2 separate regions of the Mus musculus genome follow, and region 2 is linked to region 1. The links are chromatin loops, found by intact Hi-C in ENCODE. Cell type or tissue: heart. All regions are shown on one strand.

Region 1 (8,000 bases):
TTCGTTTCTGTGAAACCCCTTTTTTCAAAACCACATGAACTCTGTTAAATGGTTTCATGGTGTCACTTCTTTTTCTTCCTTTTACGTGTTTGTTATATGTGTGCAGGTGCATGACACATGTGTTTGTATGCATATGAAAGCCAGAGGTCACTTTCAGCCCCTATCCTTCCTTATTTTGAGACATCGTCTTTCTATGAATCTGGAACTCACTGAGTTGGCTGGACAGAGAGAGCTTCATCCTCCAGTGTCAGGATTTAAAATACCCAACCGTTCCACTTAGATTGTACACAGCTGTGGAGGTTCAAACTAAGGTACTCAGGTTTACCCAAAAGTACATTACAGATTACACGCTGTCTCCAGCTCCACCAACTTTTCATGTGTGCCAAAATACCAACACTCAGATCCTGACTCTACTTCTCATTCTGAACTATATCACATGGGAAAAGTCACATTATATAGAGTACAGCCTATCTAGGGCTAGCTAGGAAATAGTGATTTCAATAGCATGTTCTAGAATCAAAGAAAACAACATAATTAATGGCAGATAGGCTTTGTCTTCTGTGTTTTTCTCTTCAGTGGCTCACATCCTAAGTGTGTGGCTCTGTACCTATTCATCCATATCCAAACACACACACACACACACACACACACACACACACACACACACACACACAATTCATGAACAAAGAAGCTATAAGTTTGAATGAGAACACACCTGAGCATATGGGAGGGAGGAGGTAGAAGGGTTTAAAAATGTAATTTAATGGTAATTTCAAAAATGAAAGAAATCTTCTTTTAAAGTCCCTTCTTGATTTTCCTACCATATGTTTCTTTCTTTAGAAGCACGCCTTTAATCCCAGCACTCGTGAGGCAGAGACAGGTGTATTTCTGAGTTCGAGACCAGCCTGGTCTACAAAGTGAGTTCCAGGACAGCCAGGGCTACACAGAGAAACCCTGTTTCAAAAAAAAAAAAAAAAAAAAGTTAGGTTATGGACCTAGTGATCCAATATTCTCCATGGACTTACCTCAAGGTTGCATGACTTTTCATAACTTATTTGGTAATAAAAGACAGTGCTATAGGTATATCAGATTGGACTTCAAGATGTTTGTTATACAGACTAAATCAGTTCGTGATAATTGAGCCTAAGTATCATAATCACTAAATAAGTCCCAGCTCTTGGGACAGCTGTGCCTTATCTTTCTCCTGAAAAGCTCATGTAGACAGAAAAACTGTTTTGTTGTGTTTTTTCCTTTTTCTTTTCTCATAAATATGGTTAAACATGACTTTCTCTTCTTAAAACAGTGACAGTGAACTTTGGCTTCAGTAGTGCTGTTAGGAAATGAGTACAGGAGAAAGCAAGCCAGCCTGGAAGCCACTCTCTTCCATTATTCATGCATCATGCACATGAAAGTGAGGAACGAATGGAGAAATCCATTTGTTTACTTTCTGGTTATGAGTCAGATTTTAAGGCCCTGAGTGGGAGGACACTAATGTACAACACTAACTCACACTCTTCCTTTACATTCCAACAAAGACTTAATGTTTCTTTAGGATGTTTACAGACAACATTTTCAGACTATTTTGAGTTGGAGTGAGAGAAGATGCTCAAGAGATTGGCTGAATGCAGAGTAGGCTACTTTATTCAGACCTGCATATGGTCTTAGGAATGAAGAGAACATTTTGTCTTTTTCATTTATTCTGTAAACACGGATAGTTACAGAAAGCTACCAGTGTTCTTGTTTTACAGGTAGGCAACATAAATTAATCCCTTTTTATTCAGAGAAAACATTATCCTGAATTTTTCTAAGTTAAAACACTGTATTTGAAAAAAAATTCTGCAGAGTTATCTGCACACATCCCTCCAGTTAACCCCTGATGTATTTGGCATTAATAGTCCCCTAAGAGATAGATAACAGTGGACATAGTCTCCAGAATGAAGGGGGAATGTGTTTTCCTACTTACCTCAATTATATTTTTGAAATATTTTTTTCTTTCCTCCTTGTCTGACAAGCTCCCGTATTCTAATTTTACGTCAGTTGTGGTCTTCTCCTGAGAGCTTTTTCTTAGCTCTTCATCCCTCCAAAGACACGTTTTATAGGGTTGATGCTACTCCAACCTTTAGGGAACCTAACATCAACTTGGCATTTAAGATGATAATTAAGCCTCTGCCAGGATAGTTGCATGTAGAAAGAAGGCAGAACATGAGTCAATAAAACACTTCCAACAGTGTAGAGAAGGAGTTAAGTTCTTTAAGGGGGAGTCTCCTGAGAAAGCCTTGCATTCAGTAATTGATATCTACTCCACAGTTTCCCCACTTCTTCCCTGACTGTGTTTGCTAGGGTTGTTATGGACTTCACTATATAATTTTCTCCACCCTTGTTGAGTTTGTCCTGCCCAGATATAATGTATTTACAAGCCCTCCCATGTAAGTGGAATAGTTATTTTCCTACTTCAGTGATGAAACATTATGGTTTCTTTGACGCTGTGATTGCAGATGTTTAGAATCCTGGTACCAGGAGGGACCAGGTGCAGAGAGTAGTGTCAGCAGTGGAGGGATTTAATTTTGAATCACAAATAGCAAGCAGAGATAGTAGCATCCTTTTGTCAACTTAAACCCAGCACTCATTGACATACTTTTCTCAGCAAGGCAAAGCCTCTTAACAAAGATACACTACTTGGGGGCCAAGTTAGTATTCAAAAGCCTGAGATCTATAGAAAACATTTCAATTAAACCACCCCAGCAAACCTGTATATTTACAGTAATCAAAAATTTTGCCTTAATAATTTTTGAATCCATGGTGCATGGTCCTTAGCAAAAGGTCTGACATACAATTCGTGTTATCTCTTTCAGTCACTCTCTCTTTCTCTCTTTTAATCCATCATGCATACACACACACACACACACACACACACACACACACACACACACAAAAACATGTTTCATTATAGCATTTTTATATGTGTGTGCCATTATACTTTGTTCTCTTTTTCTTTTCACTGAATTTATTCTTTTATATGTTAACAACTTTTATTATCTAACAGATACAGACACAATTCTGCTTACTTATTTATATGAAATAGAATACTCAATTTCACCTACAAATCATCTTCTACCTTCTTTATATTTTGATCATATTGATGATTTAAACAATTAATGCAGAGTCAAAGCTTCTTTGCACAACATGGGAGATGAAAGACATAATGAGAGAATTTATTTTTCAAAGAAAGTTTGCATGTTCAATGTGGACTGGTTCTTAGCACTCTGCAGTCTTTTCCAGCATGATACCCTTAACATGAATAAAAGACATTATTAATGAGTGTGCCGCAAACACACCTCTTTGTCAAACTATGAGCCCTGAATGCAATGCTAGAATTTTTATTTTAATATAAATTTTTCTTCCATTAGTTTGTGGGCACATGTATGTGGGTGTATATGCACTTATACATAGGACAAATCACAATTCCAGGTGTTTTCTCAACTGATTTTTTTGAATATCTAGCTGAACCTAGAGCTCCTTGGCTCTACTATGGTGACTGGGTAGCAATCCCCAGGGATCTTTTTGTGTTTACCCTTCCTGGGTGCTGGGATGACAAGCCCATGTCTCCTCTCCTGGGATCAAACTCAGATCCTCAGGGTTGGACAGCAAAAAATGATTGATGACTTTCTCTATCTCATCTCAATGCTATGTTATATGGAGGTAATCTTTTATATTATTTTTTCTGTTTTTCTTTCAAAATATTTGCCTCTCTCTCTCTCTCTCTCTCTCTCTCTCTCTCTGTGTGTGTGTGTGTGTGTGTGTGTGTGTGTGTGTGTGTGTGTATCTGTAGGCAATTAGAATGCATTGGAATCCTTGAAACTGGAGTCATCTAAGGTTTTAAACTGACACATGGGTGCTGGGAAACAAATCTTAGTGCACTGTAAGAGCACAAGTGTAATTAACTTCTAATTCATCTAGCTAGCCTCTCAGCCTCATTTTAAAATACACCATTAAAATATAAAAGAATGTGTTTCATTATTATATTTTCATAAATAAGTTTCATTACTGTCTGCTATACTTCTCCCTTTCACTACATCTAAACTTTTAAAACATTTACTCATTTTTTTTAATGTGTGAGGGTTTAGTGCCAATGCAACTTTTTTTTTCCAAATCCTATTTTTAATGTTTTTTATAGCTCCCTTCTAGCCTACCACCCACCAGAGGTAGTAGAAAAGAAAGGCTATGGGGGAAGTGAACCTGTTTAAAAATGGTTCTTTGGAGCAAATCCCATTTGTGTTGTCAGTTCACTTCACAGGTCAGATGTGACAGCTCAGCTCAAGCCACTCTATCCACTGGTAAACACTTGAGGGATACAGCAGTAGTCCAGTTCACTAGAGTTGGGATGGCAGCAGTGGTGGCATGACCTCACCGGAACAGCCAGGTCTCAGCCCAGTCAGTATGAGTCAGCAAGCAAGACCAGTGTGCACAGGAACTGCAGGAAAAGTTCTCAGCTGTGCCTCTCTCCATGAAGAGAATATCAACAGTGATGAGAGACCAACAAGTGTTGCAAAGCTAGCTCTTTATATAGCAACCCTATCCCAGCCTAGTAAAGTCAAGCCAAGCCAAGCCAAGCCAAGCCAAGCCAAGCCAAGCCAAGCCAAGCCAAGCCAAGCCAAGCCAAGCCAAACCAAGCCAAACCAAGCCAAACCAAGCCAAGCCAAGAAAGCTATAACTGTCACTGTTTGTCAAATACTCCCTCCAAACATCAAGTGACTTCCAGGGTTCTTGCCTCAGCATGTGACTCTTAGCAAAACTCCATGTGAGTCTGTCTCAGCTGATATCACTCTGCCAATCAGTCTGAGTAAACCACAGGAAGTTTTTTGGTACATTTCTCTCTATGGAGTCCTGAAAAATGGAGCTCAACTATGCAATGTATGTTGTTAGTGAAGAATCCCTTGTCACATGTCATTTCATGTGGTTGCACTCTCAGAACATCCTTTCACCTGTATCTGCTTCAGTGAAACATTCTTTCATGTGTTTGCCCCAGCAAAACACCATCCAACACAACTGAATTTCCAAAGAACCCTTAAGTTTTCACTTCATTCAACAGGACAAATGTAGAGGTCACAACTTGGTGGCATCATTTCTCTTGTTCAACCATGTGGGTCCTAGCAACACAACTCTAGACCTTCACCTTGGTGATAAACACTGAGTTATCTTTTTAGCCTACAACTCAGGTCTTATATGTTATCAGTTAGTAATGAAATAAATACATTTATTTGTGACTTACCTAAGCTATAACCCAATCTCACCAAGGATTTGGCTCAGTGATGGTGAAATTACTACTATGTATACATTTTTTGCATAAAGTCAAAATTGGCTTTATTACATGCCACTAATCTATATTGAATTTAAATATGCATGGTCCCAGTTGAACTGTTCTTAAAAGGATAAAAATAAAATAAAACTTTAAAAAAAAACTTAAACAAAATCGCTCACAAGATTTTCTGTTCCAAAGACTAAAGATCTCTTTGTGCTTATTTGTTCCATTATTTAACTAATGGAATACAACAAATCATAGTGCTAACAGAGGAGGTGCTAGGAGTATAATAATTTTGTTATTAGATCTCTGAAAGAATGATTCGAATGCATCAAATAAATATTTAGTTGAAAGTTCCTCAGTTAAAAAAAAAACTAAAAATAACTTTGTATGAGTGTTTAAGTTAGTGCTTGTAGCAAAACCTTAGACATTATAGCTACCAAATAATAAAGTTATTTATATTGTAATAAATGCAAATTCATGATGAATAGAATTTATAACATTTTATCCCCATAATAACTCAAAAGAAACTAATACGATTTTTTATTTTAATAACAGAAATATATAAGGATGATACACGATAGCATGTATACAATTTGTTCCCTAGATTTATTTACATATTTGTGTTTGGAGAGGGTGTAGGGCACACCTGTATACCCAATACTAAGAAAGAGAGGGATGGATATATTGTACCATGTATGGAATTCTCAAAAATCAAACTAATGATTTTTTTTTTACCAGTATTAGTCTCGAAATTCAGTAGTATTAATTGTCCATGTCCCTGATGGTATAGAGCCTAGTTTGCTTTATTTGTAGATTTTCTGTGAACCCTGAAGCAGAGTGATTGTTAAATTTAAGACTGTATCCCAATAATGATAAAGTTTGCTAACATCGCCATGATAGTAGTAGAAAGAAATGGTTTGTTGTTGGCATGCCTATCTGTTTTCTGCTATGGACTATTTACTTTTTAGAAGCCAATGTATAAGTGCTGTAAATTAAGCTGCAAAACTATGCATTATTGGGAACTTTAATAAAGGACAATCTATGAACTTTTTGCTTTTTTTTTCTAAAGATGTTTTAGAATATGTACACTATGACCTTCACTATCTTCAGATTTGCCAGTTGTGTGCAAGTCAAGAGTCTATGGACAATGAGTGACTCCTGTGATAGTTTCCAATTACCACAATTGTATTATACATTATGTTACTCTGTAAGTTTTGGGATTCATTCATTTGATTTGTGTGGCTCCCCTCCCTAACCCAAATAGTAAAAGAACAAGATGTGATTGTTTTGAAGGGTCAAAATGGGCTTTATTAATCATCTACTGCATGTCAGGGTCATCATGGTCACTTGTGCATACTGTGTGGTATAATGGGATAGCTAGACTCTTTATATTTACCACTGGGAATTTTAGACTTTGGAAAGGAGACTTTTCAAAAGGATGTAATTAAGTCCTCAGATAATAATGACAGATTGGTCATTCAGAATCTCATATCTGTTTTGTCTATAAAATGCATATATTTTCTGCTAAGACCTAATTCCTGCACCAGACCAAATTTTTTTTCAGCAGTTGCTTGTTGTGTTTTTATTTTACCTACAATCTTGACTAAAGACTATCTATAAAAATGACTCTCCATTTTGTGTGTACTTCAGGAAAATCACTCATTTTTTGACCATTTATAATACTGAGTTCTGCAATAACGTCCAGCTTCATTATGTTTTGAGCACACTTTCCCTGTGAACATCTTTTCAGGGGTTAAATTAATAACCCCACTGGGAAGGTGCTTTTTCTGACTTTCTCTTAAACAGAAACAGCCCATCAAGATCTGGCTAACATGAAATTTCTTCTCATGCCTTGGAGAGTTATAGAAAGTTAGAATGGCTATATATGTGAACTGCTAGGACCTGGCTAAAAATAAGAATGGATATGGTGACACCTGTTTTTGACATGGAACAAACACTAAAGATCAAAGGTTAATTTAGATTAGGACTGACTTGGTAAGGTCTATGTCCTGTTTGACCCCATGATACAAAACAATTCCTTTGGCTCATCATGAGAATCGCATGCTTCTTAGATGGATCCTTCCCTCCTGTGTCAGCAGGTCTTAGGGGTTTCCATCTGCTTCCTAAGTGAAGTGGGAACGCTTTTTTACTTTAGATAATGAGACAGGATGTCATAGGTGATAGAGTGCCTCCAAAGTTGATTTCACCTTCATCTGTGCTTTCTGTTCGAGAATAGACTAGCTCATTTTCCTACTTTGTACTAATACCATTAAACATGATAATTGCAAACCAAGTGACTTCTGGCAGTCACTAATTTCTTACATCAGTTACACATAAAGAGAACAGATGGAAACAGTTGCAAGACTCAGAGGCTTCCGTATTTTTCTCTGTTAGCAGGGATAAGCACCCACGGGATTTATGATTTTGATTTCACTACCTTCTGGATCACATCCAAAGACATCTCTCCTGTGTTCCTGCAGGATCAGAGGTATCTTTCATTTGCACAGAAACTTTCTCCAAGGTGAGATAAGGTCAGAACCTCAGGAGAGCTTAACCCAGGGGTGCTTGTTGATGGTTATAGCAATGGTGAATACCTCGCTTTGACTTCATCTGACCTCCTGTATCTCCTGCTGTCTTTTCACAGCTAGTTCCCATATAGGCTATTCCGATGCCCAGTGTCTTTTGATTGTTTAGAAAG
Region 2 (8,000 bases), 120 kb after region 1:
ATAACTTGGAGACAAGGTCAAATGGCATCATTTGGGTATATATGCAGACTCTTTCATCTCTTGGGAAACCAGGTCTTGAGGAACCAGTATTAGTATTAGAACACAAGCAACATTAGGTCAACCCACTATAAGTGACTAATTTAAAAAGTCTTAAAGAAAATTATAGAAGAAAATTTCCCTAACCTAAAGAAAGAGATGCTCATGAACATACAAGAAGCCTACAGAATGGCAAATAGACTAGACCAGAAAAGAAATTCTTCCTGACACATAATACTCAAAACACCAAGTGCACTAAACAAAGAATATTGAAAGCAGTAAGGGAAAAAGGTAAAGTAACATATAAAGAAAGACCTATTATACAGATCCAAAGAGAACAGGAAGGCCAAACCAGGCTATTATACCCAGAAAACTCTCAATTACCACAGATAGAGAAACCAAAGTATTACATGAAAAAAAATGAAATTTATACAATGTCTTTCCACAAATCCAGCCCTTCAAAGGATAAGAAAGAAAAAACTCCAATACAAGGAGGGAAACTATGTCCTAGAAAAAGCAAGAAAATAATCATTCAACAAAGCTAAAAGAAGTTAGCCAAGTGAACAGAATCCCAACTCTAACAAGAAAAAAATATTAGGAAGCAACAATTACCTTTCCTTAGTTTCTCTTAATATCAATGGAATCCATTCCCCAATAAAAAGACATAGACTAATAGACTGGCTACTTAAACAGGACCCAACATTTTGCTGCACAGAGGAAACCCAAATCAGGGACAAAGACAGACACTACCTTAGAGTAAAAGTCTAGAAAAAAAATTTCCAAGCAAATGGTCCCAGGAAACAAGCTGAAGTAGCCATTCTAATATCGAATAAAATCGACTTTCACCCTAACATTATAAAAAAGACAAGGAGGGACACTTCATACTCATCAAAAGTAAAATTTACTAAGATAAACTCTCAATTCTGAACATCTATGCTTGAAATGCAAGGGCATCCACATTCATTAAAGGAATGTTAGTAAAGCTCAAATCACACAATGTACTGCATACAATAATAGTGGGAGATTTCAACACCCCACTCTCATCAATAGACAGATTATGGAAACAGAAACTTAACAGAGACACAGTGAGAGTGTAGTGGCTATTCCTGATTGTCAACTTGACTATATTTGGAATGAACTACAATCCAGAATTGGAAGGCTCACCAGTCACCGTTCTCTGGAAGCTTGGAGATAAAAGTTTCTGATCTGGACCTTGGTATGGAGATCTTGAGGCATAGTGGCTATGGATTCCAGAAGATTAAATCTCCGAGTTCAAGGTTATCTGGGATTAAAGGTGTGATGGAACACACCTCCAATCTGGGCTACACCTTTTATCTGGGATTAAGGGTGTGGTGGAACACACCTTTAATCTGGGCTACACCTTCTGCTGGAGACAATATAAGGACATTGGAAGAAGGGAGTCTTGCTCTTGCTCCTTCGCCTGCTTGCTGTGTGAGACTGAGTAACTGCTAGATCCTTGGACTTCCATTCATAGCTACAACTTAACCATTGTTGGGATTTGGACTGCAGACTATAAGTCATCAATAAATTCCCTTACTATATAGAGACTATCCATAAGTTCTGTGACTCTAGAGAACCCTAATACAGAGAGTAACAGGAGTTATGAAAGAAATGGTTTAACAGGTATCTATAGACTGACCATATAATCAGTCACTAAACAGACCTCAACAGATAAAAAAATATTGAAATAATCCCATGCGTCCTATCAGATCACTATGAATTAAGGTTGATCTTAAGTAACAACATAAATAACAGAAAGTCCACTTATACGTGGAAGATGAATAACACTCTACTCAATGATAACTTGGTCAAGAAAGAAATAAAGAAAGGAATTAAAGGCTTTTTAGAGTTTGATGAAAATGAAGCCACAACATACCCAAAATTATGGGACACAAGAAAATCAGTCCTAAGAGGAAAACTCATAGCTCCGAGTCCCTCCAAAAAGAAACTGGAGAGAGCATGCACTAGCAGCTTGACTACACAACTAAAAGCTCTAGGACTAAAGGAATCAAATAAACCCAAGAGGAGTAGAGAGCAGGAAACAATGAAACTCAAGGCTGAAATCAACCAAGTAGAAACAAAAAGAACTATTCAAAGAATCAACAAAATCCGGAGCTGGTTCTTTGAGAAAATCAACAAAATAGATAAACCCTTAGCCAGGCTAACTAGAGGGCACTTGGGACAGTATCCTAGTTAACAAAATCAGAAATGAAAAGGGGGACATAACAACAGAATCTGAGTATATCCAAAAAATCATCAGATCCTAATACAAAAGCCTATAGTCAACAAAATTAGAGAACCTGGATGAAATGTACATTTTTCTAGACAGGATCAGATTAAAGATCTAAAGAGTCCCATATCCCCTAAACAAATAGAAACAGTCATTAATAAAGAGGACCTAATTCCAATACTCCTCAAACTATCCCACAAAATAGAAACAGCAGGTACTCTACCCAGTTCGTTCCATGTAGCCACAATTACTCTGATACCTAAACCACACAAAGACCCAATAAAGAACTGCAGACCAATCTTCATTATGAGTATTGTTGTAAAAATACTCAATAAAATTCTTACAAACCTAATCTAGGAACAAATCAAAAGCATCATCCACCATAATCAAGTAGGCAGGGATGGAGGGATGGTTCAATATATGGAAATCCATCCATGTAATTCACTATGAAAACAAACTAAAAAAAAAAAAAAAAAAACACATGATCATCTTGTTAGATGCGGAGAAAGCATTTGACAAAATCTAACACCCATTCATGATAAAAGTCTTGGAAAGATCAGGAATTCGAGACCCATAACCTAAACATGATAAAAGCAATCTACAGGACACCAGTAGCCAACATCAAAGTAAATGGTGAGAAGCTGGAAGCAATCCCACTAAAATCAGGGACTAGACAAGACTGCCCACTCTCTCCCTTGCTATTCAATAAAGTACTTGAAGTCCTAGCCAGAGCAATTAAATAACAAATGGAGATCAAAGCGATCCAAATTGGAAAGGAAGAAGTCAAAATATCACTATTTACAGATGATATGATAGTATACATAAATGACCCCCCCAATTCCACCTGAGAACTCCTAAAACTGATAAACAATTTCAGTGAAGTAGCTAGATATGAAATTAACTCCAAAAAAAGACCAACAAAAAGAACAAAGCAAAACAAAAAACAAACAAACAAAAAACCAGTGGCCTTCCTCTACACAAAGGACAAGAGGAAAAACAGGCTGAGAAAGAAATTAGGGAAACAACACCCTTCACAATAGTCACAATAGTCACAAATAATATAAAATACCTTGATGTGAATCTAACAAAGCAAGTGAAAAATCAATATGATAAGAACTTCAAGTCTCTGAAGAAAGAAGTGGAAGAAGATCTCAGAAGTTGAAAAGATCTCCCATGCTCATAGTTTGGCAGGATTAATATAGGAAAATTGGGCATATTGCCTAAAGCTATCTATCAATTCAATGCAATTACCAGCAAAATTTCAACTCAGTTCTTCATAGATTTAGAAAGAGTAATTTCCAAATTCATCTGGAATAACAAAAAGTTCAGGATAGTGAAAACTATTCTCAACAATAAAAAAACTTCTGGTGGAATTACCATCCCTGACCTCAAGCTGTACTACTGTTGTGATAAAAAACTGCATGGTATTGGTACAGCAACAGACAGGTAGATCAATGGAACAGAATTGAAGACCCAGAAATGAACCCACACACATATGGTCACTTGATCTTTGACAAAGGAGCTAAAACTATCCACTGGGGGGAATAAAAAAAAAAAAAAAAAAAGACAGCACTCTCAACAAATGGTGCTGGCTCAACTGGTGGATAGCATATAGAAGAAGGCAAATCTACTCATTCTTATCTCCTTGTATAATGATCAAATCCAAGTGGATCAAGGACCTTCACATATAACCAGATACACTGAAACTTATAGAAGAGAAAGTGGCAAAGAACATATGGACATAGGGGGAAAAAATTCCTGAACAGAAAGAACACCGATGACTTGTGAGGTAAGATCAAGAATTGACAAGTGGAACCTCATAAAATTACAAAGCTTCTGTAAGGCAAAGGACACTGACAATAAGACAAAAATTCAGCAATTCTAGCAATACCAGTCCTGGGCATATACCTAGAAGATGTTCCAACATGTAACAAGGACACATGCTCTACTATTTTCATAGCAGCCTTATTTATAATAGTCAGAAGCTGGAAAGAACCCAGATGTTCCTTAACAGAGGAATGGATACAGTAAATGTGGTCCATTTACACAATGGAGTACTATGCAGCTATTAAAAACAATGAATTTATGAATTTCTTAGGCAAATGGATGGTATATCATCCCAAGTGAGTTAACCCAATCACAAAAGAACACACATGATATACACGTACCAATATGTGGATATTAGCCCAGAAGCCCAGAAGCTTAGAATACTCAAGATAAAATTAACAAACCACATGAAACTCAAGAAGAATGAAGACCATAGTGTGGATACTTCTATCTGTCTTAAAAGGGGGAAATAAAACACCCATACAAGGAGTTATAGAGACAAAGTGTGGTTTAGAGACCCAAGAAATGACCATCAAGAGACTTACTCACCTGGGGAACAATCCCATTTACAATCACCAAACCTAGACACTGTTGTGGATGCCAACAAGTGTTTGCTGACAGGAGCCTGATATAGCTGTCTCCTGAGAGCCTCTGCCAGTGCCTGACAAATACAGAGGTGGATGCTCACAGCCATCCAGTGGGCTGAGCATAGGATCCCAAATGAAGGAGCTAGAGAAAGTACCCAAGGAGCTGAAGGGGTTTGCAGCCCCATAGGAAGAACAACAATATGAACTAGCCAGTACCCCCAGAGCTCCCAGGGACTAAACCACCTACCAAAAAAGCACACACAGTGGGACTCATGGCTCCAGCTGCTTATGCAATAGAGGATGTCCTAGTTGGTCATCAATGAGAGGAAAGGCCCTTTGTCCTATGAAGGCTATATGCCCCAGTGTGGGAGAATGCCATGGCCAGGAAGAAGGAGTGGGGGTGGTTGGTGAGCAGGGAGAGTGGGGAGGAAATAGGGGGAGAGTGTTTTTAGGAGGGGAAACCAAGAAAAGTGATAACATTAGAAATGTAAATAAGGAAAATATCCAATAAAAAAAAAGCTTAAAGTATCTGAAGAAAGAAATCAAAGAAGATCTCAGAACATGGGAAGATCTCTCATGATCATGGATTGGCAGGAATAATATAGTAAAAATGTCTATCTTGCTGAAAGCAATCTACAGATTCAATGTAATTCCCATCACAATTCCAACTTCACAGAGTTAGAAAGGGCAATTTTCAAATTCATCCACAATAACAAAAAACCCTAAGAAAGCAAAAACTATTCTCAACAATAAAAGAACCTCTGGTGGAATCACCATCACTGACCTAAAGCTGTACTACAGAGCAACTGTGATAAAAACTGCATGGTACTGTTATAGTGACAGACAGGTAGAATATCTTTTCAATAAGTGGAATAGAATTGAAGACCCAGTATTGAATCAAGATCAAGTGACCCGCCCATCTGTGGTCACTTGATCTTTCACAAAGAAGCAAACACCATCCAGTAGAACAAAGACTTCATTTTTAACAAATGGTGCTGGCTCAACTGAGGGTTAGCATGTAGAAGAATGGGAATTGATCCATTCATATCTCCTCTTACAAAGCTCAAGTCTAAGTGGATCAAGGAACTCCACATAAAACCAGAGACACTGAAACATATAGAAGAGAAAGGGGGGAAGAGCCTTGAATATATGGGCAGGGGATATTTCCTGAACAGAACACCAATGGCTTGTGCTGTGAGATCAAGAATTGACAAATGGGACCTCATAAAATCGCAAAGCTTCTGTAAGGCAAAGGATGCTGACAATAAGACAAAAGAGTCCACCAACTTTTTAGGGTAGAGAGCTAAACAAAGAATTCTCAACTAATGAATACTGAGTGGTTGAGAAACACCTAAAAAAATGTTCAGCATAATTTAGTCATCAGGGAAATGGAAATCAAAACAACTCTGGGATTCTACCTCACACCAGTAAGAATGGCTAAGATCAAAAACTCAGGTGACAGCAGATGCTGGTGAGAATGTGGAGAAAGAAGAACATTCCTCCATTGCTGGTGGCAATGCAAGTTTGTACAACCACTCTGGAAATCAGTTTGGCAGTTCCTCAAAAAATTGGATGTAGTACTACCTGAGGACCCAGCAATACCAGTCCTGGGCATATACCCAGAAGATGTTCCAACATGTAATAAGGCCACATGCTCCACTATGCTCATAGCAGCCTTATTTATAATAGTCAGAGGCTAGAAAGTACCAAGATGTCCCTCAACAGAGGAATGGATACAGAAATTGTGGTACATTTACACAATGGAGTGCTATGCCTGTATTAAAAACAATGAATTTATGAAATTCTTAGACAAATGGATGGATCTGGAGTATATCACCCTAAGTAAGGTAACCCAATCACAAAAGAACAAACATGATATGCACTCACTGATAAGTGGATATTAGCTCAGAAGCTCAGAGTACCCAAGATACAATTTGCAAAATGAAACTCAAGAAGGAAGACCAAATTGTAGACACTTTGCTCCTTCTTAGAAGGGGGAACAAAATACCCATTGAAGGAGTTATAGATACAAAGTTCAGAGCAGAGACTGCCCTCCTTGGGATCCATTCTATAAATAACCATGAAAACCAGACACTGTTGTGGATACAAATAAGAGCTTGCTGACAGGAGCCTGATATAGCTGTCTCATGAGAGGCTCTGCCAGAACCTGACAAATACAGAAGTGGATGCTCACAGCTACCCATTGGGCTGAGCATAGGATTCCAAATGAAGGAGGTAGAGAAAGTACCCAAGGAGCTGAAGGAGTTTGCAGCCCCATAGGATGAACAATATGGACTAAACAGTACCCCCAGAGCTCCCTGGGAGTAAACCACCACTCAACGAAAGCACATGGTGGGACTCATTGCTCTAGCTACATATGTAGCAGAGGATGGTCTACTGGGTCATCAATGGGAAGAGAGGCCCTTGGTTCTATGAATGTCCTATACCCCAGTATAGAGGAATGCCAGGGTCAGGAAGTAGGAGTGGGTGGGATGGTGAATACTGGTAAGTGGGAGGGGAAAGGAGATTTTTGGAGGGGAAACTAGGAAAGGGGAAAGCATTTGAAATGTAAATAAAGAAAATATCTAATAAAAAATTAAAACAAAAAAAAGAGAAAGAGCTGGGTGTGGTGGTGCACACCTTTAATCCCAGCACTTTGGAGGCAGAGGCAGGAGGATTTCTGAGTTCGAGGCCAGTCTGGTCTACAAAGTGAGTTTCAGCTAGGGCTATACAGAGAAATACAACCTCAGAAAAAAACAAATTATAATAATAAAGAAAAAATTCAAACCAACCAAATAACCAACCAACCAACCAACCACAAAGAAATGAAGGAACCAGGTCATTCATAAGAAATGAAATATAAAGTAGGCCTTTACAAAAAAAGAAAGAAAGAAAGAATGGCAGCCTGGGAGGAGGATACCATCTAGACTTAAAAAAATAGATTAAAGATAATTAAAGAAATAGAGATATTTTTATTAAAAATAGGTTCTTATAGCATACATTTTACCTTGATTTTAGTTTCTCATACTTCTTCTCCTTCCAATTTCTTCCCCAACTCCCCAGCCATTTGTTGCGGTAAATCTCCTCCCAAATATGCCCTGGCAATGAAAACAGAACACAGTTTATATGATTACTTGCTGCGTGCCTAGATTGGGCAGATCAACTGCTATACTACCATCTTCCACAGCTTTTGAGACCCCTTAGAACTGTGGTTTCTCCAGGCCGTGTGCTTCTGCTATGCTTTTCTTCTTCTTCCTCCTCCTCTGCATCCTCTCCCTCTTCCATTTTCTCCTTCTTCT

What was found. Hi-C counts contacts between places; a loop is a spot of excess contacts. Peaks named below come from ENCODE experiments on the same cell type or tissue, not always from the same donor. Only the 100,000 strongest peaks of a DNase experiment are listed, where the experiment ranks them.
Region 2: a loop joins it to region 1, with 2.5 times the contacts of the local background. A loop is called at or near these places in 2 of 42 quality-filtered maps.

What each region holds. Positions count from the first base shown.
Region 1 is chr8:99,442,218-99,450,217 of GRCm38, forward strand. All of the region lies in intron 1 of A330008L17Rik (RIKEN cDNA A330008L17 gene), which reads left to right. Among named protein-coding and RNA genes, the nearest start is that of A330008L17Rik, 30 kb to the left of the region's middle. In heart, no CTCF peak of the experiment used is centred here; a DNase peak (open chromatin) is centred at 4,454.
Region 2 is chr8:99,560,780-99,568,779 of GRCm38, forward strand. The region is part of intron 1 of A330008L17Rik (RIKEN cDNA A330008L17 gene); the gene reads left to right. Among named protein-coding and RNA genes, the nearest start is that of A330008L17Rik, 150 kb to the left of the region's middle. In heart, no CTCF peak of the experiment used is centred here; no DNase peak of the experiment used is centred here.